Regions from separate parts of the Homo sapiens genome. Here all the other regions are linked to region 2. The links are chromatin contacts, found by Hi-C or POLR2A ChIA-PET in ENCODE. All regions are on one chromosome and are shown on one strand. The core of a region is the stretch at or near the end of the contact, and the rest is flanking DNA. Distances in the headings are between cores, read along the strand shown.

Region 1 (2,700 bases), core at 167-2,666, 70 kb after region 2:
TCCCGTCGCAGACCCCACTAACTCTAGAAGCTATTTTTGGATGCACTTTCCGGTTAACACAAGAAACTAAGTTCAAGAACACGGACCAGGCACTGGAAGGGCTGGAGTCTCCCTTTTAGCCGATTTCCTGCTTCCCATGGTCTCGCGGAGCTGTTTTAGAGTGCTTGTCTGAAATGACACTATCACCCACCGCCAAAACTGAGACAGCGCCCACCACAGTGGATACCTGTGTTCAAGACAAATCGAATAGAGAGATCACCTGATTTTACTGTCACCCCAAGAACATGAAGGAGTCAAAATTTCAGAAACTAATGATACAAGGCCACAAAGCACACGGTATTAAAACATACCTCTGTCATACACTTTGCTCGCATATTTGTTATTTACAAGGGGTATGTGTCACAACACTGCAATTTGAACATTTTCATAAAGACGAGGGGAGAATCTGCCATTCAGTAGAAGGGACCCTGAGGGAACAGGTGGTGCGTTTCTCTCCACGGCACGTCTTTGCCAGCTGGAGCCTCTACGAAAGGGAGGACTCATAAACTGCAACCTCAAGTTAAATTATGAGGCAAGTAAAAGGGAATTTTATGGGTCTTCCTAAACTGAGGAAGTTTAAGAGATATTTTTCTATTTTATCACCATGTTCCTAGTCCATTTGATTTTATGATGTCATATTTTAAAATAAAGGGATATTAATTGTCCAGGTAATCAAAAGTAAACCAAATAATTGAAATTGTTTTCTTTCAGGAAAAACTCTCCATTTTCCTGTGAGCTTTTAAAATGTAGGGAGAACAAGCACTTACTCAGGGTGCAGCCCCCCAACCTGATCCTCCTGCCCGCCCCATGCACCCTGAGTGGCAAAGGAAGAAGAGGGCTCCTGCCCCTCCTGGCTGGACCACCCTGAGAGGCTGCGGTGGGCGAGCAGTGAGGAGGGCAGACCTGGCTGTGCACGAGCTGCCAAACAGCCAGCACTTGTGGACCCTGTGGCTTGCCGTCTGGGGACATGCTTAGCCCCTGTCTGCAAAATGAGACAAGGAGGGGCTGGCAGCCTGCACCGGCACATGAGGTGGCTTCAGCTTGTCTTAAATGACAGGTTTCAGGCATGGCTGTTCTCCCTGTCCCTCCCATCCCCAGTCACTGTGTGCTTCTGATTTTATCCAAGGGGCACAGGCCTGAACAAGGGCCATAGCAAAGGGATGAATGAAAAGGTTTTCCATAAACTCCTACCAAATACCCGGAGAAAGTGGTTCTCCACAAATCCCCCCCAAACACCAGGAGAAAGTGTGTGATGAGGTGGACACTCACCAAGCAAGACCTCGCCTCTCACAGAGCCCCTCTGGCTGGTGCCTCTTGGGAACTGCGGGGAGCGCTGGCAGGCAGCTTCTCACTGCTGACTGCCAGGAATCTGGGCACGCACAAGGGACACAGACTGAATGTATTAACGAAGGTGGCAGTGACATATTCAACAAAAGGCCAAGAAGACCAAGTGAAGCCTTCAAAATCAGGAAATCAGCACGGACCGTTTGTGTGTTTGTGTGTGTGTGTGTGTGTGTGTGTGTGTGTGTCAGGCCACCTGGGTGATGGCCGAAGTTAACTGTGATAAGGCCCGGCCACCTCCACCAACATACACACTGAGCCTCCCCGGAACTGTTTTGCATACTCTGCCTCGAGCTCACAGTCATGTCCCTGTTACCAGAGAGCAGGGCCTTACAAGAAGTGTCAAGGTTGAGAGAAAGTGTGGGATGACATCTAGGCAACAAGACCACAGACAGGGCACCCGACCCCACCCATGCTGACAGCAACTCTCCTGGGCTCCCTGGCCAAAGGACTACAGGGAGGGGAGTAAACACCCAGCCAGGGCCCGACACCTCTCCACTGGCAGCAGCAGCATAGTGAGTTAAGGGGCCACCTCCCTAGAGGTCCTGAGAGCAGCACAAATGCTACCGTGGGAGGGTCCCCAGGGTGCATGCTGCCCTAGGCACCACCCCAACAAAGCCGTCCCGGAATCCATGCAGAATGTCTCCACGGACGAAAAAGGCAAGACACTCAAACAGACACTGGTACCCCCATGTTCACAGCAGCACTGTTTACAACAGCCAAAAGGTGGAAGCGCCCAAGGGTCCCTTAACAGATGAATGGATAAACAAGATGTGGTGGTGGGTTCATGCAATGGAATGGTGTCCGCCTCAGAAAGGAGGCTCTGGCACATGCTCCAACACAGATGAGCCTTGAGGACACGATGCTGAGTGAAATAAGCCGGTCACTAAAGGACAAGTACTGTGTGATTCCGCTCACGTGAGACACCCAGGGCAGTCCACTTCGTAGAGGCTGAATGCAGAACGGTTGTTGCCAGGGGCTGGGCATGGGGGAAGGGGGAGTTAGTGTTTCACGGGCACAAAGTTTCCGTTTGGGAGGATAAAAAGTGTTGGAGAGGAGGGCGGCGGTGATGCTCACAACAATGTGAAGGTATTGAATTCCACGGAACTGCACACTTAAAAGGGTTAAATGGCTAATTTTATGTTATGTATATTTCACCATAATAAAACAATTTTTTAAAAGTAAAGCACAAGATAGAACACGCTTAAGGTTATAAGGCTGTGTGTGCCAGTGGAGCACAGCTCAGCTGCTCAGTGTGACAGTGACAAGCCCCAAGTTAGCACGTGGTCCACTTCCAGGAAGTGGAGGAGTCAGAGCGCC
Region 2 (2,700 bases), core at 55-2,554:
GAATTAAAACATCTTACTGCTTTGGCTGTCTTTTTACTTCTGGAATAAGAAATGATCATTTCCAACCACACAAAAAATTTTAAGTTTCCACACAATATAAGAAGATCTTTTTGGATAAATATTTCAGACTAGCCAAATTATTATCAACTTCATGGCATTAATTTATTCATTTAGATCAGAGGTTCGGGTGCGGTAGCTCACACTGGTAATGCCAGCACTTTGGGAGGCCAAGATGAGTGGATCACCTGAGGTCCAGAGTTCAAGACCAGCCTGACCAAGACGGAGAAACCCCGTCTCTACTAAAAATACAAAATTAGCCGGGAGTGGTGGCACATGCCTGTAATCCCAGCTACTTGGGAGGCTGAGGCAGGAGAATCACTTGAACCCGGGAGGCAGAGAGGTTGCAGTGAGCCGAGATAGTGCCATTGCACTCCAGCCTGGGCAACAAGAGCAAAACTCCGTCTCAAAAAGAAAAAAAAAAAAAAAAGATCAGAGTGCTGGTGCTGCACTCTCTGTACATGGTGATTTAATAGACTATAAATTAAAGGCAAAGAATCCATTATGAAGTCACCAGAATTTAAAAAAAAAATCTTCTTCGGGCCAAACTTATATTGCCATGAAATAAACACAGTTAATATGAAAAAACATGGTATGTCTCAAATAATCATATTACCTACAGAACTGAATTTCTATGAATATCCACACTTGTTAGAATTAAAAATTTAATCTAAATAAAGTTATTGTATTGTCAAAGTCATTTATTTCTGTCTTTCCTGTTACAGATTTAATGTCCTTCAAGAAAATTATGAGATTGTTAAATTTAAAAACAAAAATGTCTCAGTATAAATTATGAGCTTGTTGACTATCCTTGAATGTATAAGAGAAAAACATGGAAGCCTCTTTGTAAAGGCTTAAAACTGACCGATCTAATTACCATACCCAGGCAGCTGTCTTTATTTTCCACTTAGATGATAGATTATGCTGCCTCCTTCAATTCCACGGCCAATGTAGCTAAATTTCATTAAAGACTAACAACTTGAAAAGCTTAGGGAAAAAGAGACTTGGGTACAAAAACTACCTTGCAAATTATACTTTTTCACTTCTAGTTTTCCTGTGATAGAGACAATTTTGGAAGCATGTGTAGGTAGCAGTTTTTTAAAAAAAATATTTTGTCTTCTACATATTTGGACTTTTGAAGTCACTTTCTAAGCTTCTGAATTCTGTCAAGTAACTTGGGGTGGGACTGACTCTCCTTTGTAAAGAAAACCGTGCTGAGTCAGAGCCTGAATACACCAGGCCCCCCAGGGACTGGTCACAGTGTATTCACAAAACAGAGGGGAAACCCTGTCTCCGCCTTGGCATCACTGCTGACCTGACTGTGAAGGTACGTGTTTAAGAGCAGTGTTTGTCCAGCCTAGGAAGTTTCCATACTCCTTTTATCTTTCTTCCTTATTTGGAACACGCACCACTGTGCACACACACACGTGCACACATGTGCACACGCCTGGGAAGAGTCAGCAGCAGATCTTCCTGCAAGCCTGACAATGACTACTCCCCACAGCGCTGCACAGAGGACGTGGGTGTGGCTGGGATTGTGGGCACTCATCCAAACAGGTCCACCCAAGAGACAAACTGTTGGAAACTATTTTCTCAGTAAATTAACCCACACAGAAGTCACCTCTGGGACGGCTCTTCCCGACACTGACGTGTCCTCTGGGTCTGGACTCTCCAGCTGTTCTCAAGCAGGACAGCCCTGTCCCCGCCTCACCCCGGCTGAAATTCCAACACTCATCTGACATTTCATATCCCTGTTTCTGCTTTCTCGTCTACAGTTAGCACCGAAGACTTCAACCGTCTATCCAACTTTTCACATAGATCATGTAAGCACTATGGCAGGAAAGATGTTCCCCAGTTTTGATCAATGCACCTCCTAGAATGGCGTTAGAAACATAATAAATGCTCAGTACGTATCTGCTGAATGAATTAAAACTTACAAAAATGAGTCTTTGAAAACACTGAGTTTTATATAAAATTATCAGTCTAGGGATCTCCTAGTTCTGCAGAAATGACAAATGTTACAAATGAACTAGAAACTGCTACCCACAGAACATCTGAACGTATGCACCTTCGTGGCAGGGCTGCACGAATGTGCAGGTGAGAGACAGCAGACACCCCACGCAAAGTGGAGGAACCCGCTCCGAATCCACACTGACGGATGGGGTGGGGGAGGGGAGGCACCTTGGGAGAATCTCCTGACTTCACTTTTTCTGTTTCTCATCTATAAATTGGTGTGATAATCATTATCTCACAAGATTTATACTTAAAATTCTGTGAAATTGTGTTTAAAAATGTTTGCTCTACTACAGTTGTGGGAGATACAGTAGGCCTGGCGTGCAGGAGGCTGAACAAATGTGAGACATTGCCTGACAGTGTGATGCTCCACACGGGGGCCTCTCTCAATTCTTGGATAACATCCATTCAACTCCAACTCTTACATCAAATCTTTACGTCTCAAGATCTCTGTTTCTTTTGCCAGAAGTGAAATAGCTGGGTGATTTAAGGTCCCGGAGCCATCAGCCCGGTGTCTAGGCCTCGCCTTCAGATTCTGGGGTCTGGGTGGGCCATGCCCACCGCCTTCCGGTTTTTGTTGTAGCCCCTCAACACTGCGCACTTTTTCAAATGCTCTTCATTAAATACAAC
Region 3 (2,700 bases), core at 84-2,583, 81 kb before region 2:
CAACGATGCTCTCTACATTATAAACCACTGGGCACTAGGAGTAGGTCACATTGATGCTTTAACGCATTCTTTCTTTCTTTCTTTTTCTTTTGAGACAGGGTCTCACTCTGTCACCCAGGCTAGGTGGGAGTGCAGTGGCATGATCATGGCTCACTGCAGCCTCAACCTCCTGGGCTCAAGTGATCCTCCCACTTCAGCCTCCTGAGTAGGTAGGACTACAGGTACATGCCACCACACCCAGCCAGGTTTTGCATTTTTAGTACAGATGGGGTTTCGCCCACCATGTTGCCCCAGCAGTTTTTTTTTTCTTTTTTTGAGACAGGGTCTCTCACTCTATTGCCTAGGCTGGAGTGTAGTGGTGTGATCACGGTTCACTGCAGCCTTGACCTCCTGGGCTCAGGTGAGCCTCCCACCTCAGCCTCTCAAGTAGCTGAGACTGCAGGTGTGTGCCACCACACACAGCTAATTTTTTTTATTTTTTGTAGAGATGGGGACTCACTATGTTGCCCAGGCTGGTCTCAAACTCCCGGGCTCAAGTGATCTTCCTGCCTTGGCCTCCCAAACTGTTGAGATGACTGGTGTGAACCACGTGCCCAGCCATGTGCTGATGTTCTTATGGGTCATTACTTTCCCGTTTTCTTTTGAGATTCCATTCTGTGTTTCCTTTTCTTTTTAATCTGCCAAGGATTTCCTTCCACTTCTTCAGGAATACCAGACACCAGTGGCTACGCGGCTGAGGCAGGCACTGGCCAGGCCAGGGAAACATCATTCACGTCTTACTGTGTACTGTGGCCTTTCAGGGCTGACGTTGTCCTCGTGCTCCCAGGGAAGGACGCTGACGCTCAGAGGAGGAGGCTGGGACAGGGGTGGTGCAGGTCAGCCTGAAGACCGTTTCCAGCTCCTCAGGGAAACCTGAGGGCCACCCCAGGCACATGAAGGCAAAGATGGCCTCAGGACAGGCCATGGCTGTTAGGTTCCCCGGGCCTCCTGAACACGTGCCCTGTGCCCACTCTCCTTAGCGGTTACTGGCCTCAGGGTGTGTAGGGCAGGGTCCCCATGACGACCGTGTTCAGGCCAGTGCTCGCTCTCCTCACTGCCACTGTAACCCAGGCTCAACAGCGGTCTCCTCTGGCCAGGTGAGGTGCCCACTGTGAACAGGCAGCAATCTCCATGTCAACAAGCAGGGGCTGTCACAGACCTTTTGCAGAAAATACTGCCAACACTGGCTGATTGATTGGCGAGGGTACTTGATTTCTGATCCAGTTCTCACCTAGGAGTAGATTCTATTTACAGGGAGGCCCAATTGTTGGCATGTGGGGGTCACGGCCACTGCTTCCTTCCTGGCCCTCACCAGGAGGTGGTGCTGCTGAGCCCCTGAACCTGTGCTAGAGACTCTGCCTGCACTAGAAGTGGGCAGAGAGGATGTCCTGGAAGGAGGCGAGTGGCCACCATCCCCTCCCTGGAGAGGAGCAGACAGGGCTCTCCAGGCCAACAGTGTCTGCCAGGAAAAACCACCATGAGAAACACAGTCCTTAAATAACTGGTGTAAAACTGAGCAGTGATGCGTATCTGATGATGGACTTATTTACTCAGAAGCCTGTCCCAGAACCATCAGCACAGCTGACAGGAGGCAGTGGGAATTCTGGTCACCAAGCCTCTGGGCCCTTAGGGCGTTACAAAGCCTTGGACACCCGGAGGCTCATGGTGACCAGAAGCAGCTGCAAAGGACCTTCTAAGTTGGCCTGGGCTAAGGCTGAGTGTGTAGTGCCCTCTGCTGTGGCCAGGACAGACTGGGACAGGCAGGTCTCTTGTGTGCTGTCTCCTGAGAAACAGGGTAAGCTCCATCTTGTTGCCGTAAAGCAGCACCGGATTACTGACCTTGCAGCATGAACCTGTAACTCTGCTACTCTCTTTTGTGGCTTTCCAATGTAAACTTTACCTTCGGAACATGTTGCCTGCTCTATCACACTGGGTGTGATTTTACACACAGAAAGAAAGGTGAGGAAGTGTTTTCCCATCTCGTGGTGTAGCATGGAAGGGTAGAGGAAGTTTGGGTCCAGCTGGGAGGAGGCCGTCTGGCCAGCTGGGATACTTGCCTATGGCCAGGGTCATGGCCTTGAGCTTGCTCCGCACCAGCTTCACCACCATGCTCTTCTGCAGAGGCGTCGACCGACAGCAGAGGACGGAGCGGCACTGCTTGGCAAGGAAGAGGAATTTGTCCTCCAGGTTTTTCTCGAGAGCGTAGGCCAGGCTTCTCCCATCGATCACGAGGCTGGGTCTGCGGCCAGAGGCAGTGGACGTGGAGGGTGGGCAGAGAGAGGAGAACCTCATGCTCACTTTGCCCTTGGTCTTCTCAGGGGCTCTCTGGAGGCCTCTGGACTGCACGTAGCATAGGCACTGGTCTAGCAGGGCTGCACACGCCTCCTGAAAGGGACATGAGAGGACAGCGCAGTTCCCTCAGAGTCATGCCACAAACATCCCCGCCCTGGCTCAACACCTCTGGAGCTGACATCCTTCCGGGCTCCAGGCTGCAGTACCCGCCTGCCCAGAGGCCACCCTCCAGAAACTGTGAAGTTCAGCCGGAGAGGATGACTTTCCCCAGAGAAGAGACTGAATTGGTGGCCAGGCACCGTGGGTGGCTCACTCCTGTAATCCCAGCACTTTGGGAGGCCGAGGCGGGTGGATCACGAGGTCAGGAGA

What was found. Hi-C counts contacts between places; a loop is a spot of excess contacts on that map. ChIA-PET counts read pairs that join two places held with the same protein, here RNA polymerase II (POLR2A). Pooled maps may share reads with other maps.
Region 1: a map of heart left ventricle shows a loop between it and region 2 (4-fold over the local background). The contact joins two enhancer-like sites. A Hi-C loop is called at or near these places in 13 of 168 maps with a recorded cell type or tissue (Caco-2, PC-3, aorta and 9 more), 5 of 37 single-sample maps with no recorded cell type and 18 of 50 pooled maps. POLR2A ChIA-PET finds 5 or more read pairs at or near these places in 7 of 52 experiments (AG04449, CD4-positive, alpha-beta T cell, IMR-90 and 4 more).
Region 3: a loop to region 2 is called in a map of IMR-90, with 2.3 times the contacts of the local background. The contact joins two enhancer-like sites. A Hi-C loop is called at or near these places in 1 of 168 maps with a recorded cell type or tissue (IMR-90). POLR2A ChIA-PET finds 5 or more read pairs at or near these places in 2 of 52 experiments (OCI-LY7 and activated T-cell).

Annotation. Positions count from the first base shown.
Region 1 is chr15:25,843,788-25,846,487 of GRCh38, forward strand. All of the region lies in intron 1 of ATP10A (ATPase phospholipid transporting 10A (putative)), which reads right to left. Among named protein-coding and RNA genes, the nearest start is that of MIR4715, 3.7 kb to the right of the region's middle. RefSeq lists an enhancer at 1,288-2,129. Within about 2 kb of position 1,417, at least 2 of the 41 ENCODE cell types and tissues checked have a DNase peak (open chromatin) inside an H3K27ac peak, as active enhancers do.
Region 2 is chr15:25,774,112-25,776,811 of GRCh38, forward strand. The region is part of intron 2 of ATP10A (ATPase phospholipid transporting 10A (putative)); the gene reads right to left. Among named protein-coding and RNA genes, the nearest start is that of MIR4715, 73 kb to the right of the region's middle. Within about 2 kb of position 1,305, at least 8 of the 41 ENCODE cell types and tissues checked have a DNase peak (open chromatin) inside an H3K27ac peak, as active enhancers do.
Region 3 is chr15:25,692,723-25,695,422 of GRCh38, forward strand. It overlaps ATP10A (ATPase phospholipid transporting 10A (putative)), which reads right to left. Exons shown (of 21, transcript NM_024490.4): 14 at 2,097-2,424. Among named protein-coding and RNA genes, the nearest start is that of LINC02250, 120 kb to the left of the region's middle. RefSeq lists an enhancer at 2,458-2,700. Within about 2 kb of position 1,334, at least 2 of the 41 ENCODE cell types and tissues checked have a DNase peak (open chromatin) inside an H3K27ac peak, as active enhancers do.